Regions from separate parts of the Mus musculus genome. Here region 2 is linked to region 1. A link is a loop called in an ENCODE intact Hi-C map of the cell type or tissue named here. Cell type or tissue: gastrocnemius. All regions are shown on one strand.

Evidence for each region. A loop is a pair of places that touch in the nucleus more often than their neighbours do. Peaks named below come from ENCODE experiments on the same cell type or tissue, not always from the same donor. Only the 100,000 strongest peaks of a DNase experiment are listed, where the experiment ranks them.
Region 2: a loop joins it to region 1, with 2.7 times the contacts of the local background. A loop is called at or near these places in 14 of 42 quality-filtered maps.

The regions. Positions count from the first base shown.
Region 1 is chr13:43,476,669-43,484,668 of GRCm38, reverse strand. Ranbp9 (RAN binding protein 9) reads left to right here and starts at 3,696. Exons shown (of 14, transcript NM_019930.2): 1 at 3,696-4,257. The coding sequence starts at 3,741. In gastrocnemius, a CTCF peak has its summit at 3,695; DNase peaks (open chromatin) are centred at 1,514, 3,312, 4,242 and 4,473; H3K4me3 peaks cover 4,437 bases; H3K27ac peaks cover 4,342 bases.
Region 2 is chr13:43,542,980-43,550,979 of GRCm38, reverse strand. It overlaps Mcur1 (mitochondrial calcium uniporter regulator 1), which reads left to right. Exons shown (of 9, transcript NM_001081059.3): 5 at 1,407-1,448; 6 at 2,258-2,329; 7 at 5,239-5,292; 8 at 6,410-6,524. Among named protein-coding and RNA genes, the nearest start is that of Mcur1, 13 kb to the left of the region's middle. In gastrocnemius, no CTCF peak of the experiment used is centred here; a DNase peak (open chromatin) is centred at 3,934; H3K27ac peaks cover 327 bases.

The DNA.
Region 1 (8,000 bases):
TTTGGGGGTGTTTGCTATGTAGCAACTGATAACTAATACAAACCCTAAACCCATATATAAATCTTAACATATCCTTTGTGACAATTTTCAGTACCTAGAAGGATATTATCATGGACATATATGACGCTGGCCAGTGTCTGAACCTCTTTTCCGGTGTTGAGGACCTTCTGTGTCAAGGGTCCCTTTCCCACTAGGATAGTATGCTCTTGACCACTCCATGTCAGGACATAGTCAGAAGATGAGATGTCAGATACTCAGTGGATACTGTCTGGAAGATGAGCTCTGAGGACTCCAGGCACTGCAGGGCTATCCTGAGCCAAAAGCATCCATCAGTTGGCATCCCTATAACACTTGGTTTAATCTGTCATAGGCACGGGATGCCTGCTTTCCAACTGTGAAATATGGATGAATGGTGTGGAGATCAGAAGTCAGAAATTGGAGGGGCTGACGTAAAGGTGACACTCGGGGCTGATTTCTGTTCCATTCAGGGCCTGGGCCTAATGTTTTTGACCTTTGTTTTTCTGGTTGTCCAGATTTCTAGTCAATTCTGAGAACCATCCAATAATGTCCATTAGGGTCTGTGTCTGCTGAGGACAGCCAGATTCGGCTCTTATTGTCACTGAGAAAATCAGCAGATGTGGACGAACAGAAATATTGTAATATACGATAAAGATGGAAAATTCTAGGCCCAGGAAGAGCGAACAAGTTCATGGCTAATGGATTTTTACACATTGTCTATGTACAATTATAATATTTTGTAATAATTTACTTTTAATTATACATTTTAATTGTCTATCATTGAAACATTTTTATGACATCCTTTCATGTCTTTAGGTAATGATTTGGACAGTGCTATAATTATTGGAGAGCCTCTTTTCATTTAGTACATCATAGTCATTTTTCCGTGTCAGTTAAACCACATTTTAAAAAGGCCATAAAATCTTTGTTTCAGTGTGTGCCCATGCAAGCGGCCTCTAGGGAGTGTGTCTGAAATTGGGCCTGAGATCCACCGACTAGCTTGAGAGGGGTGGGGAATGGTGCCTTTATCTAATTGCTTGGCTCTCTTTTGGCAATTCCACTGCCAGAAAGGGAGGCTTTTAGAGGAAAAACAAGAAAAATTGCACAGATAGGCAGCGTGTGCTTCTGTAACCGTAATCCCATTATGAGGTATATGGATAATTTCTTCAACTAGTCTCTTCATGTTGGGCATTTCAGTTACTTCCATGCATTCCCTTACCATGAATATTTCCGCACTTCCCTTTTGTTGCTCGGCTTTTACTTTTCACTCTCTGCTTATTAATAAGTAAGGGTATGCGTGTGCATATGTGTGTGTGCTCCCAAATATAGAGAGGCCAGAGTCGGCTTCAGGTGTTTTTCTTCAGGAGCTATCCACTTTAGGTTTTGAAACAGGATCTCTTACTGTTCTGGAACTTACCCAGTAAGCTAGATTTGCTTGTCATCCAGCCCCCCCAGGGACGCTCTTGTCTCTGTCTCTCCACTGGGATTACAAGTGTGGGCCACCGCACCCCACTTTTTAATCGGGACTTGAACTCCGGTTTTCAAGGTTGTACAGCAAACACTTTACCAACCGAGCCATCTCCGGAGTCTGGTTTTTAATTTTTTGAACGGAGAAGTCAAAAGGTACGGTTATCTTATCTACCACACTGATATCCCCAAAGGTTCTCTGCTTCTGCTGATGTGGGAAAGTGCCGTTTTACAATGTTCCCTTACAGTTCATTAATCTGTTGACACCGACTGGAGGACAACCAGTTTCTCCAAGAAAAAGATTTTGACAAGGTTTCAGAAGGTTCCATTCCCTTAACAGTGCCTAGGGTATGTAAAAAGTTCTAAGTGCCCTGACAGAAAAATTTCATGACTAAAATCTTTTTTTCTTAATATTTATTTATTTATTATTTATATAAGTACACTGTAGTTGTCTTCAGACACACCAGAGGGGCCATCAGACCCCAGTACAGATGGTTGTGAGTCACCATGTGGTTGCTGGGAATTGAACTCAGGACCTCTGGAAGAGCAATCGGTGCTCTTAACTGCTGAGCCGTCTCACCAGTCCATGTGTAAAATCTTAATGAATGTCAAGGTTGTTTGATGAGGCTTGGAGCCCGTGGGGTCCATCTTGGCTACCAATATGTAGAACATGGCTTCCATTGAACTCCTTTTATTTTAGTATAAACGAAAGTTTTAGTGTTTTTTAAATTCAGTGGCGTCATGTAAACATGCTGTGATTTGTTAAAAAAAATGTAGAGCCGAGGTTAGAGTTATGGGGCATTTTATTACTAATGAACAATGGAGTGTCTAGTGTGGGTAATTTAAGATGGAAATTAGGCAGAAGGACTGCTACAACTGGCTAGGCGCTATGTCCATGGGAGTCTTCGATTAAGTCACCATTGACCCATTCGCTTCAAAAACAAAATAACTAGTTCTCTATTAACCAACCATTCCATGCTTATACGGTCCAATCAGAGCCAGCATATCATCTCCGGAAGCTAACACAGCATCGGAATCTGTACCATGTAGATTATGGGAGTGAAGCCTGATTTTTGCCGGGCTAAGGAAAGGGTAGGTTAAACAAAGGGAAGTGCCGAAAACAGACTAGTAATGCTATGTGGGGGTCAGAGAGCAACACTTGGCAAATTGTGCCACACGGGTTGACCAAGCACTCTACTGAGAATTGCAAAGTAGGAAGTCTCCTTTTTTAAAACTCTGCTGACCTCAGTAAATATTTCCATGTTTAAAAAAAAATGGGCATAATTCTCTGCTACCTAACAAAGAGGCCTATGATGAGAATTAATGAGCTTATAAAATGTTTTGACGTCTGTCTCCAGAAGCCCTTCCTAAACGCTCACACAGTTCGCATTCCTGCCCTTTGACGATCTGCCCGTCTTGATTGGTATTCCTAACGTGGCTGTTTCTCCCCCATTAAGTTCACTCGGACTCCTCATAAATTAATTAATTAACGAGAGGGTCACTCATGAAGCGGGAGACTTCGCCTTCAGAAATGGTTTCCAAGGGCCCTTTATTGACCCGCTAGCTAGGCGGTAAGGCGTTAGAAACCCCGGGCTCAGCTCCCGGCGGCGCAGCAGGGCTCGATTGCTCTCGCCTGGGCGCGCTGCGGCCTCCCGGCGGCTGAGGGGGACGGCCCGTCGAGACGCGACGAGGCCGCCGGTCGGCGCAGCTAGGATCCCGCAGCCACCGGAGGCCCGCGGCCGAACCCGCGCCCGCGTCCTCGCCCGCGCCGGCGAGCCCCAGGCCGCGGAGAAGGCCGTCCGCGCGCGCACCAGGCCCGCCCCTCGCGCCGCGGCCCGCCTCCTCGCCTGGCGCCGCCCGCGCGCAGCGTCTCGCGCCGCCCGCCCGCTCGCTCGCCCGCCGGGAAACAGCCGCGAGAGCAGCGGCCGCCGCGGCCGCTCGCACCTCCTCGCAGTCTCTCTTCCCCGCTTCACCGCGTCGCCCAGGGCCGCGCGCCCTTCCGCCCGCTCCCCTCGCTGTCCCACCGCATCGCTCCCGGTCGCGTGCCCGCCAGCGCCTGGCCAACGCTCCCTCGCGCCCGCCCGCGGTCGGTCTCCTCAACCGCCGCGCTCCGCCGGGCCGCGCGGCCCGCCGCCTGCTTCCGGGGCGGGCGGACTCTGGGCGCCTGGTGCCGGCGGCCGCAGCGACAGCGCCCCCGGGAAGCGCAGGAGGAAGCAGGGACGAGTGGAGGTGCCGCAGGCTGAGTCGCGGCCGGGATGTCCGGGCAGCCGCCGCCACCGCCGCCGCAACAGCAGCCGCCGCCGCCGCCGCCCGCCGCCGGGGCCCCGGGCTCCGGAGTCGCCCTGCCCGCGGCCGCGGCCGCCAGCGCCGGCTCCTCCCCGGCCGGCTCGCCCGGTGGAGGCTTGGGGGCCGCAGCGGCCGCCCTGCTGCTCCACCCGCCGCCGCCGCCGCCGCCTCCCCCGGCCACCGCCGCGCCGCCGCCCCCCGCCTCGGCGGCCGCCCCCGCCACCGCGCCGCCCGGCCTGGCGGTGGGCCCCGGCCCGGCCGCAGGCGTCCCGGTCCCGGGCCTGGCGGCGGGCAGCAGCGCCGCTGCCCCTTTCCCGCACGGCGACTCGGCCCTCAACGAGCAGGAGAAGGAGCTGCAGAGGCGGCTGAAGCGCCTCTACCCGGCTGTGGATGAGCAGGAGACGCCGCTGCCCCGGTCCTGGAGCCCGAAGGACAAGTTCAGCTACATCGGCCTCTCGCAGAACAACCTGCGGGTGCACTACAAAGGTACGGGGCGCGGGGTCCGGCGGAGAGATCGGACGGTGCGGGGCGAGGCTCTGGGCGAGGGAAGGTGAGAGTGGGGTCCCAGGTGGGAAGGAGCTGGGATCCCTAGGCCCGGAGCTGGACGCTTTGAGGGAATCCGGGATGACCAGACACATCGCACCTTCTGATTTCCTGGAGATAAATCTATGGGCCGGAGTTGGGTTACATTGTTCTCCAGGTGGAGGGTCAGGCCATCTCCTCTTACGCAGCAGGGGTGAGAGGCACGATTCCGAGGTACAGTTTCTAATTAAGGGAGAACAGAGATCCACAGGAGGGGGAGGGAGGCGTGATCAGTGGAGGATTTGTCCCAAATTAGGCCAGAGATTGTCTAGGGGGACAAAAGGACAAGGGGCCCAAGTTGGCCATCATTGCACCTTACTGAAAGCAACTGGGAGAGGAACCTCAGGATTCCCTGTTTTCTTCGGGGAGCAGACCCCCCCCCCCTCCGGATTGGAAATGCCCCGTGTTTCCGGGTTGGTGTTACATGAAGTTTTGTTGAAAACAAGGGTTTTAAAACATACCGATTAGCATTTTCAAAAACAAAAAACAAAAAAAAAAAAACCAAAACTGGCTTATATTTTGCACCTGCAGTTAACAAAGTTAACCACCTTAGGCTGCTGCTTTCTCCCATCCCCACTTTTTCCTAGGTTAAAACAAAGCTTTAAGCAAACTGGTTGTATAGAAGATTATAAATGCCAGTAAGGGGTTTTTGAAATGTAGCTCAGATTAATGGCATACGTCAAGTTTAGCTGTGTGGAAGGGGCAAAGAAAAAAATGCAGTGGTATCAGTTTGAACACAGTCGGTGTTTTAGGCCCTAAATCTAAAGCAGAGGATTTTACATTCTAAGCAGGCTCATTTTGATTGGCTCTAAAGGAAGGGTCTTTGGCTCCTAGTGAGGATATAAACAACCTTGCTGTAAGATTCTGAAAGAATTCAGAACAGGGTTTGCGAAGACTCTTGACAAATCGGCTACTATTTAATTAGAAACGCTTATGGCAACAGAAATCTGCTGAATGCTTTGGCTGTAAAGAATCTACACAAAGATGGGCCTTGTTGAACATTCCTTTTTATTCTTGCCATAGATCCAAAGAAGTACTTATTATTTTGAACGTTATGTTCCTTGGTGTAAGTGGCTGAAAATTTCAAAATACTGAAGTTTTTTTTTTCTTCTTCCTTTCAGTTAGGACATTTTGTTGCTTTCCTTGTAGATTGTTACTTAATTTTGTTTTTAAATTTGTGTGAACAGTGAGTGCTATGTTATGAAGTGTTTACTTCTGTTTTGGCAGCCAGAATGCTTTTGTTAGATTTGACAAAACTTTATTATTTTAAATTTGTAGTTTATAGTAAATAAAAAGCTTGTAAAGGCAGAGACTGTGTGTGTAGGGGAGATTAGTGAACAAAGAATCCTAGCTTTCCTGAGTTCTAGCAGTCACTGGTGATACTAGGTATGTCACAAGAGAGGGCCTCAGCCTCTTCTGAGTGATGTGGGAGTCCAGCTGGGTACTCGGTAAGGAATTTTCGCTTAAAACTCGTGATTATGGCTTACTTAGCCTTGTGATACACCTTGCTTAGTCGTGTTTACTTCTTTTATGTAAAATGAATCATCTGGGCCAGAGCCAAATGCATGCTTGTGTGCTTGGGGTTCCAATGTTAGGATACTGTTGTCGCAGTTACTCTTTCTGTCGGCCTTTTTATTACACTGTGTTGTGTAACATTGAGATTCACTTTCTGGAAACCTCGCTGTTTCATAAACATAGAGCATGGGTTCTGGAGGACAGATTCGCTGTTGTCATCCCTCTCCCCATTTTTCTCTCCTCTTTGTCTCCCTTTCCAGAATTACAAAGACTGTCTCTTTTCCAAGCCTTCATCTAGCCTTGTTATTTAAAGTCTGTGCTTTCTGTCATTGCTGTTTTTCCTGTGTGTCTCAGCAGCAAAAGGTGGTGCTGTAGGTAGTGAATAGTAAAACTTATAAAACACATTTAAGGGGAGATGTTTTATGTAATGTATTCTTGTGTTCTTGTTTCCTTAACATGAAAAGTTACTATTTGTATTTTTCTGTGTTATAAAATTTTAAAAGGTTGATCATACTTGTTTCCAAGAATTATCATTTATTTCTTTTCCTCTGAACACATCCTGTGTTTAAAATGTTTTTCTAAATTGGGAATGCTGATTATCGAAGCAGCTTATCTTTAGTGATCTGAAGGCACTGTGTTAACATTGATAGATGGCTAGATAAAGTGCATTGAATTACAGAAGAGTCTCAGTATCTATAGAACAGTGTATGTTGAGTTCTTTCCTTTTTACACTGTGTGTGTGTGTGTGTGTGTGTGTGTTCGTTCCTGTCTGTGTGGCATGGTACAGGTGTGGAGCTCAGAGGACAGCTTGTGGGAGTGGGTTTTCTCTTTCTTCCATGTGGGTCCTAGGGATCTAATCCAGGTCATCAGGCTTGTTGGCACGTGTCCTTACACTTGGGGATAGCCCTCTTATTTTAAAAAGTTGTCAGTATTAATTTTTAAAGTGACAGGTTTAGACTTAATAATAACTTTATTTTTGATGAATATTAAAGAAACATTTAAAGACTATGATATTGGATTTGGTGAGCCTAATGTTTTAATACCCAATTTCATCACTCACCCCCCCCCCCACCCCAACCCCTCCCCTCTATCAGGATGCTTTACAGAGACTAACAGATCCTACCCAAGTCTGTGTGTTAACTGGGAAGGTGTGTCGAACCTGAAGGTTAGAATTTTCAAGTCACAAGTTACCTAGGACTGAAAATTAATTTTGTGGGGCTGAAGAGTCAGCTCATCTGTTACGAGCACTTGTTGAGCTTACAGAGGACTTGGGTTTAATTCCTAGCACTGACATGGTGGCTCACAGCCATCCTTAACTACAGTTCCAGGGAATCTGATGCCCTCTTCTGACCTCTCTGGGCACCAGGAACACATACATGAATGTGGGGAGAACACTTCTACACACAAAAAAATAAGTACATTTTTTAAAACTTTAAAGAAATGTAATTTTTGCTGTCACCAAATTTTGTGATCTTTGTTTCATTCTTACTACATCTTTCCATTTGTGTACGTTAATCTCATTTCTGAAAGACACTTGACATCAAGGGTGTTTCTGAAACTAGGGGAAAGGTGAACTGAGATTTAGTAATGCTTCAGAAAAGGTGGGCACTTTATACTCCTGCCTTAAAATGCTTAGGACAGATGTCAAAGAATTGAACCTTGGTAGACCAAGGAAGTGATGAAATGGTGAATTATACCTTTTAACTGAAGCATCTTTAACAATATCTTAATAAGTAGATACTGTTTTTAGTTGGCTTGGTCAGGGGTCGTATGTACACCTGAGTGCATGTGCCCTGGTGTCCAGAAGAGGGTATTGGATTCCCCTGGAGCTGGAGTTACAGGCAGTTGTGACCCACTTGGTATAGGTGCTAAGAACCAAACTCTGGTCCTGGAAGAGTGTCAAGCTCTCTTCAGTTGCTGAGCCATCTCCCCAAGTCCCAGCAGTTACTACTTTTTAACCCTTACTAAAAATACCATCACTGAACATTTTTGTAGTTTTTTTCCTTACTACCTTTTTTTATGTATGTGTGTGCATGCAGGCTTATGTGTGGTTGCATGTTATAGGCATGCACATGTGGAGGTCAAGGAACAACTTGAAAAGTTGGTTTTCTTTCTTGTTGTTGGTCCTAGGG
Region 2 (8,000 bases), 66 kb before region 1:
GGCGTAGCATTCTTCATGTTAAGACATTAAGCTACACACACCTAGAAGGGCACAAGAAATAACTCACAGTGACTGTTCAGAGTGTGCACTGCTGAGCGCAGCAAGATGAGAACGTTCCCAGCCCTGGAAATCCTGCCCAGCCTCCTGCCAGTTCCTCCTCTCAGGAGGAAACCACGACCCTGGATGATTAAACCTCCACTGAACCAGTCTCGCCCATCCTAGACCTCTGTTTGATGGATGCCTTTCAATAAGAGAACTTCTGTTTTCATTGTCGATGATGCTGTATTAATATGCACATCATTCTAATGTGTGGATAGGAGGACTTCCAAGTCTGCAGAGTTAGGATAGGCAGTTATATAAAATACCCCCTTTCCTACCAAAGGCAAATAGATAAATAAGTAAATAGTATTTCCTTTTAAGTTTTTTTATGTTTAGGAGCGTTTTCCCTGTATGTATGTCTGTGCGCCACTTATGTGCCCTGTCCACAGTGGCCAGAAAAAGGTGTCAGATCCTCTGGAATTGGGGTTACAGATGGTTGTAAGCTACTGGGTGGGTGCTGGGAACCAAACCTTGGTCCTCTTAACCACTATGCCATCTCTCCAGCCCCATTTTTTTTGTGTATATGTACGATGTGTGTGTATGTGCATGTGTGTGCTCCACAGTATTCAGACCTTGTGGGGCTGGGTTTCTCCTTTCACCTGTCCATGGGTTTTGGAGATCGAATTCAGGCTGTCAGGCTTGCACGACCAATGCATTACCCACCGAGCAATCCACCAGCCCACTTCCTGTGTCTTTAAAGTGTGGTGTGTGGCTTAGGGGCATGCTGTCTTGGCATCTTGCTTTCATCTTTAGTCTTAGTGAAGCCCTGTACGGAAGAGCCATTTGTTGCCTGCTGAGTTACAGGTGTCCTTGAACTTGGCTCGTAGGGGGCAGAATTGCAGAAAGGAAAAGGGAAGGAGGAATTAAAAGGAAGACAGGGTCCCTGAATGCAGATGTGTGTGTCACAAACAGTTGTTCCTCATTTGATGTGACCCCCCCAAGAGGACGTCAGACTGCTCTCCCAGTCTGCACATGCATTAATGGGATGACTGTAAACGGGGTTTTTGTTTGTTTAGTTGGTTGGTTTTGTTTTTAGTTTTTTGAGACGAAGTCTGACTTTATATAGCCTTGGCTAGTATTTGACTTTATAGACTTTATAGTCTAGGCTAGCCTCAAATTCATTGCACAGTCCTCCTGCCTCAATGTCCCGAGAGCAGAGAGCGCAGGCTGCAGCACCCACCCAGCTCAGGTGGTTCCGTGTTGTGTATATAGTCGCATTGTGGTAATGAGGCCATTGGTGAGCTTGGGCTTAAATGTTTACCTCTGTCACGTGTCCTTGACTTTTCTTCTTTTTACTGTGTTTTTAGAAAATAAAACTTGAACTGCACCAGTTAAAGCAACAAGTGATGGTAAGTTCCCCTTTCTGTCCTCTGGCATATATGAAAGTGAAAGTATATATACTTATTAGTAGATTAAAGTCACAAGTACAATATAGGTACTGGAAAACTCAGCTCTATGTGGAATATGCATAATATACTTCCAAAGCACACGTCAGGTGATGTTTTGACGACCCGTGTCTGTGGCCACATTCGTTAACAAGATTGCATTGTGGGAATATTTTGCTTTCTTAAGATATGGTCTCCCTGTGAGCAACTCCAGCTCTCCAGCTCCCTCTGTGTCTCTTGCGTGTGGGAGCTTACAGGCCTCTGCCACCAGGCCTGCTAAATCATTGTAAACCAAAACTCCTCTAAAGTAGCCTTCCCTGAGACCCGTCTCGGAGAGGGTGGCTCTGTAGGATTCTATGCGGGTTAGATGGTTGCTAGCCCAGCATTTGGTTACTTCAGGAAAGAGCAGTGGTGTTAGAAAAGATGTAGATGAGCCTTAGTGAGAAACCTTCTGCTGACTATTTGTTCCTTTGGTCAATCTTTACTTTCTAAAATGCTCTAGATAATTTTATTCACACATCATAAGCAGTTGAGCCCTACGGGTAGTGCTGACATTTGGGTCAAAGGGGACTGTGCAGATAACCACAAGGGCTAGACACAGAGCTGATTGGAGACGTGGCTGACCCTGAGTCCCAGGACACCAGGAGGCCTGGCTCCATGTCTCTGACCAGCTCCCATGGGAGAAGCAGCGGGCAGTCCCAAGCTTAAGTCTCAGAAGGCTCAGATCTCTTACCGTGGCTTCTTATTCTCTTTGTCCTCTGCCCTCTGACCAGGATGAAGTGACCAAAGTCCGGACAGATACCAAATTAAACTTCAATCTAGAAAAAAGCAGAGTAAAAGAACTGGTATGTTCCTTTATTAAAAGTAAATCATTAATTTATTTCTTTTTAGACTGGAATGCTTGTTGAAGTCTTACTCTTATATGCAAGACACAAATATCATTAGACACTTGTAAGAGTTCACAACTTGATTTTAAATTCTAATTGCATTCTAGATCAGGACTTAAATTTAGTTTCACAAGTAACATTTAAATTAAAACGTCAAACAGAATTTGAAACTTTTATTTCAAAGATAATAGAGTGTATGTTACACAGATGTTTATAAGACAGTTACACTCAGTCGTAATCTATTAAATGCTGATTTAATCCCCACAGCCCTAACTGAAGTTAGCTGATTTTATGACTTAGGTAATATTACCATCATATTACATTCTACATTGAACTTTGATAAAGCTTATTTCTACATTGTCTTTTAAATGATATGAGTAGTTGTGTGTTTCAATAGATAGATGTTGCGTTATTCTGGTGGGGTTGGTTGGTTGGTTTTTGTTTTGTTTAGCTTTTTCGCAGTTCTGAGACTCAGACTCTAGGCTTCATACTTTCTACTGTGATACCAGTGACACAGAACCCCCGACCCCTCACCCCCCCCACACACACTCTCTTTCCCTGGGCTACAGTACCCCTCCACACTCTATTGACTTTTTATTCCTGTCTGAGTTCTCCCATCTTCTTGCTCAGACCCTCCTTAGCTTGAGTAACATTAAAGGTACCTTTGTTACTTGTGGCGTAAGAAGGCTAGGGCGTGTGGAGCGTTTTTTTTTTTGTTTGTTTGTTTGTTTGTTTTTTTTTTTTTTTTTTTTTTTTTGCAGTAGCAAGACACGGCTCCCATGCAGAGGAAACCGCACAGCTCTTCCTGCTCTGGTCACTGCTGAGTTCGTCTTCAGTCCTTATGTCCCAGTGATGCCTGAAGCTAGAACTCAGACAAGTGTGTGATCGCATCTGAACTGCCTTGCATTTCAGCGGTTACACTGAGCTTTGTTACCCGGAATAATGGCTGTCTCTAACGTGATGCTGTGGGGTCCCAAGGATCTAGTCACGTAGCCTATAGAAAGCTTCCGTGAACTCCTTGACTAGTGTCTAAAAGAGAAACTCTTTGCTAGGTTTTGCTGTAATTCACTTGGTTTAGGAAGGTAGTGACGTGGTTGTGCAGAACCGGGGTGGAAAGAAATATATCTCAGAGACTGGGAGAGCTCCAGGGAGTAGAGATGCATAAAAAGTAGAGGATTTACCAAGGGAGGGAGCCGGCATCAGTGCCCTGAAGCACAAGGCAGGGCTGCGTGGCACCACTAATAAATGTCTGAGCTCCGTAATGCAGACGCAGACAAGGGATTGGAATTCTTTATCTTTTTGGTAAATTAGGACTAAGGTTGTGACTCGGTGGAAGAGCACTTAACTGGGCATGTGCAGAGCTCTGGGCTTGATACTCAACACAGCCAACAAAAAAATAGGCTGTGGTAATATTTACAGCAGATTTCTACAGCTGGTCCAGAGGTCCAGGAGATAGAGCCACAGATATGTGGTTTTTTTTCAATTGTGACATTGTGGAGATGTAGGCCTTTCTTTTCCCTGAGTATTTGCTGCACACTGCACTCTGCCCTCTGCTGGTGATCTGAGGAATTGCACTGATCTGAAACCCAACTTATGTAATCAGCTAGGTTCCTTGGTCACGGGCTGGTCCTTAGTTCAGGGTTCCAGAGTTCGGGGGCGTGTTTTTACTTCTGACCACTGCATTTTTCCATTGATTGCTCCAGTAGTTTGAAGACAATATTTTATAGGTATAAATTTTTAGGTACTTGAAGGGCATCTAACATTTTTCCTGATAACATTGTTGTCTTTAAACTACAGGTTGTACAGGTTGCCCTTTGCTAAGTTAGATACTAATGCTCATTACTATGGAAACATGTCTGATTTTTATTTTATTGTCAACAGAGCAGTACTAAGTTTTTTTTCCTAGCATTAATAGCTAACAGCTTTCAGGGACGTTGGGCTGCGGTTTCCCACAGCAGAGATTCTTTTGAGTGTTGTTAAGACAGCCTGGGAAGCCTTGCTGGGTCTCGTGCATCCATGTTATTCTTTACAGCAGTAATATATCTTGTTACAGAGTTATATTTCTTGAGCTATTTTTTCCCAATATTATACTGCTTCTATAAATGTCAGTGATGTCTGTCATACTTGTAGTTATGGGAGTATCATTCCTAAATTAAATGGTGCCCCTCCCCTTTATCAGCCCTTCCAAACCCGAAGGCACATAGATCTACACCCATATTCATGGGACTCAAGAAATGCTGTTCTAATCGTAGGCAGGACCCAGTGATGTCACAGCCAAGAGATTTTAAAAAAATAAAATAAAACAAGAAAGAGAGAAGAGAAGTGGAAAGGGGCCACACACCACACCATCAATGCCTTGGTTTCTTTCTGGTGCTGTGAGAAACACCATAACCAAAGGCAGCCTGGGGAGGACAGGGTTTATTTCCGTTTACAGCCTGTAGTCACCATCGGAGGAAGTCGGGGCAGAGACCTGGAGGCAGGAGCTGATGCGGAGGCCATGGAGGGATGCTGCTTACTGGCTTGTTCCCCATGGCTTGCTCAGCTTGCTTTCTTAGAGAACCCAACCATCAACACAGTGAACTGGGCCTTCCACATCAATCATGAAAACGCCCCCCAGGCCAGCCTGGTGAGCCATTCTCACAACGGAGGATCCGTCTTCCCAATGACTCTAGCTGTGCCCGGGTGATATTAAGCCAGCCACACAGTCAGTGAATATAAGAAGCTTAAACTTCAGAGAAAGAGCAGGCGGGCAACAGTGATCAGGGTGTCGGTCTCCTGTTAGATGTTCCAGGACACAGTGAGGACTGCGTGTTTAAGGCACCGGAAGGAATGGATGAGACTCTAAGCATGCCGCATGTTTGTTTCAGTACTCGCTGAACGAGAAGAAGATGCTGGAACTGAGGACTGAAATAGTGTCGCTGGTAAGGACTTAGGTTGGATTTTCTGCTACTGTTTTCGTCTTTGCCTCTCCCTGTGCTTAGTTTTTAACCAACGTCTGGCATGTCACAGGACGATGTGCACATTTAGTTGGGGATCTTTTTCTTTGTAAAATATATGCATGAGTTACCAGTTACCATGAATAACAATTTTATGTGCATAATTTAGTATCATGTTTTAAAGATGCGTGTGTGTGTGTGTGTGTGTGTGTCTGTGTGTGTGTGTGTTTCTTTCTGTATATATTACATAGCTTAGCAGGAGAGTGTGTCTGTAGCTTATGGGATGGGTGATACCCATATTGTGTTGCCTGGGGCCTGTGCTTCCAGATCATCTGTAAGACAAGAGGACCTTTCTCTGGAATGGCTTCATTTCCTCATTATTTGCCCACATTGGTATCCATAAGAAACTACTTGTGCTTGAATTTTTAGTAAAATATTCTCAGTGTTTATACGCATCAGGATAACAGCCAGGGTCAGTGCCCACTGAGGGTTAGATGTGCTGCCTGGAGTTGCCTTATGTTTGGAGAAGGACATAAATCAGCCCCTGGTAGCTGTGCCTCATGTTAATAAAATACTTGATGTCTGACCTGTGCGAGAAGACAGCCTGGAACAATGTGACTAGAAATAGTATCAAGACAGCACTGTCGCTGTCAGATCTAAGGCCGTGTTCATGTGTCGGCAGAACTTTTGAGTCCACCGTCCCCTTCAGGGGCTAGCCAGGGACCACACATCAGTACCATCAAGGCCAGTCTGGCCTCCTAACGCCACAGCAGCTTAAGCAGTCTCTGGTTCTCAAAACCTTTTTCATGGAGGTCATCACCCTTGAGTCTCTGGATAGCTCTTACAGGGCAAGACCAGTGATGGGCTGTTGGTTTGTTTCATTTCTAATCCCCTTTTTCCAAACAGAACAAAACTGAGACAGGGGACATTAAGGGCCCTGGGCAGTGCACTGTGACCTGAGGACATCAGAGCCAAGACTAAGTCCCAGCTCCAATTCTCAAACCAGGACTACTCGCACTGAGAAAGAGCTCCGGGTCGGAGCACCAGGGACCCCAGCGGTACCCACAAGACTCTAATGTTCTCAACCCCTTTGCTTTAAAAGCATGCCCAGCAAGACAGAGCCCTGACTCAGACAGACCGGAAGATAGAGACGGAGGTGGCTGGCCTCAAGACGATGCTGGAGGCGCACAAGCTTGATACAATCAAATACTTAGCGGGTAAGGCGCTTCACGTCCAAGTATTCCAAACAGTTGAAAAGAACGTGGTCGTTGTCCTTAAGCACGCGGAGGCAGGCTGCACATGGCATTGGCCGACGTTTCTCCTGCTCTCACGGTCTTGTCAGCACACCCTGCGGTTCCCAGTACTCGGGCCTCCTTTAACTTGCAGTTCTCTTCCTTAGTAGTTAAGACACCATTGTACTTTATAACTGATGGGACCTTACCTTTGTGACGATGCTGTCCTTTCTCTATGGTTTAGGGATTCCAGTGAAGTAGTACAGGAAATAGTGTAGAAATAGAATGGAAAGCCTGTGTTCATTGTCCTTCATTGGTGACACTTTAGGGGGACCTCTGTGTGCACCTGCAGAGGCCGGAGGGTGACATGGCTTCCTTGCTGTGTTTCGCAGGGTCTCTCCGGGATCCGGAGCAAGGCTGACTGACGCCTGCAATCCTATATCTGCCCTCTGACCCCCACCCATACACACAGAGCAGAGCCAGCATTCCTGGCTTACGTGCGCAGCTTCTCACAGGGGTTCTGGGGACTCAGAGTCAGCTCGCAGTCACGGAGCCATCTCTCCAGCCACAGGGCAATCTTGTAGAGACGCTGTCTTAGTCAGGGTTTCTATTCCTGCACAAACATCATGACCAAGAAGCAAGTTGGGGAGGAAAGGGTTTATTCGGGTTACACTTCCATACTGCTGTTCATTACCAAGGAAGTCAGGACTGGAACTCAAGCAGGTCAGAAAGCAGGAGCCGATGCAGAGGCCATGGAGGGATGTTCTTTACTGGCTTGCCTCTCCTGGCTTGCTCAGCCTGCTCTCTTATAGAACCCAAGACTACCAGCCCAGAGATGGTCCCACCCACAAGGGGCCTTTCCCCCTTGATCACTAATTGAGAAAACGCCCCACAGCTGGATCTCATGGAGGCATTTCCTCAACTGAAGCTCCTTTCTCTGTGATAACCCCAGCTGTGTCAAGTTGACACAAAACTAGCCAGTACAATTGACCCCTTGTCAACTTGACACACAAACACATCACTAGTAAGCCTCAACCCTTACATTCTTATTCATCCCCAAGATTTAAATAACTTTAAAAGTCCCACAGTCTTTACATATTCTTAAAATTTCAATTTCTTTAAAATATCCATCTCTTTTAAAATCCAAAGTCTTTTTACAATTAAAAGTCTCTTAACTGTGGGCTCCACTAAAACAGTTTCTTCCTTCAAGAGGGAAAATATCAGGGCACAGCCACAATCAAAAGCAAAAGTCAATCTCCAACCGTCCAATGTCTGGGATCCAACTTACGATCTTCTGGGCTCCTCCAAGGGCTTGGGTCACTTCTCCAGCCATGCCCTTTGTAGCACACGCGTCATCCTCTAGGCTCCAGATGCCTGTACTCCACTGCTGCTGCTGCTCTTGGTGGTCATCTCATGGTACTGGCATCTCCAAAACACTGCATGACCCCTTCAGTCCTGGGC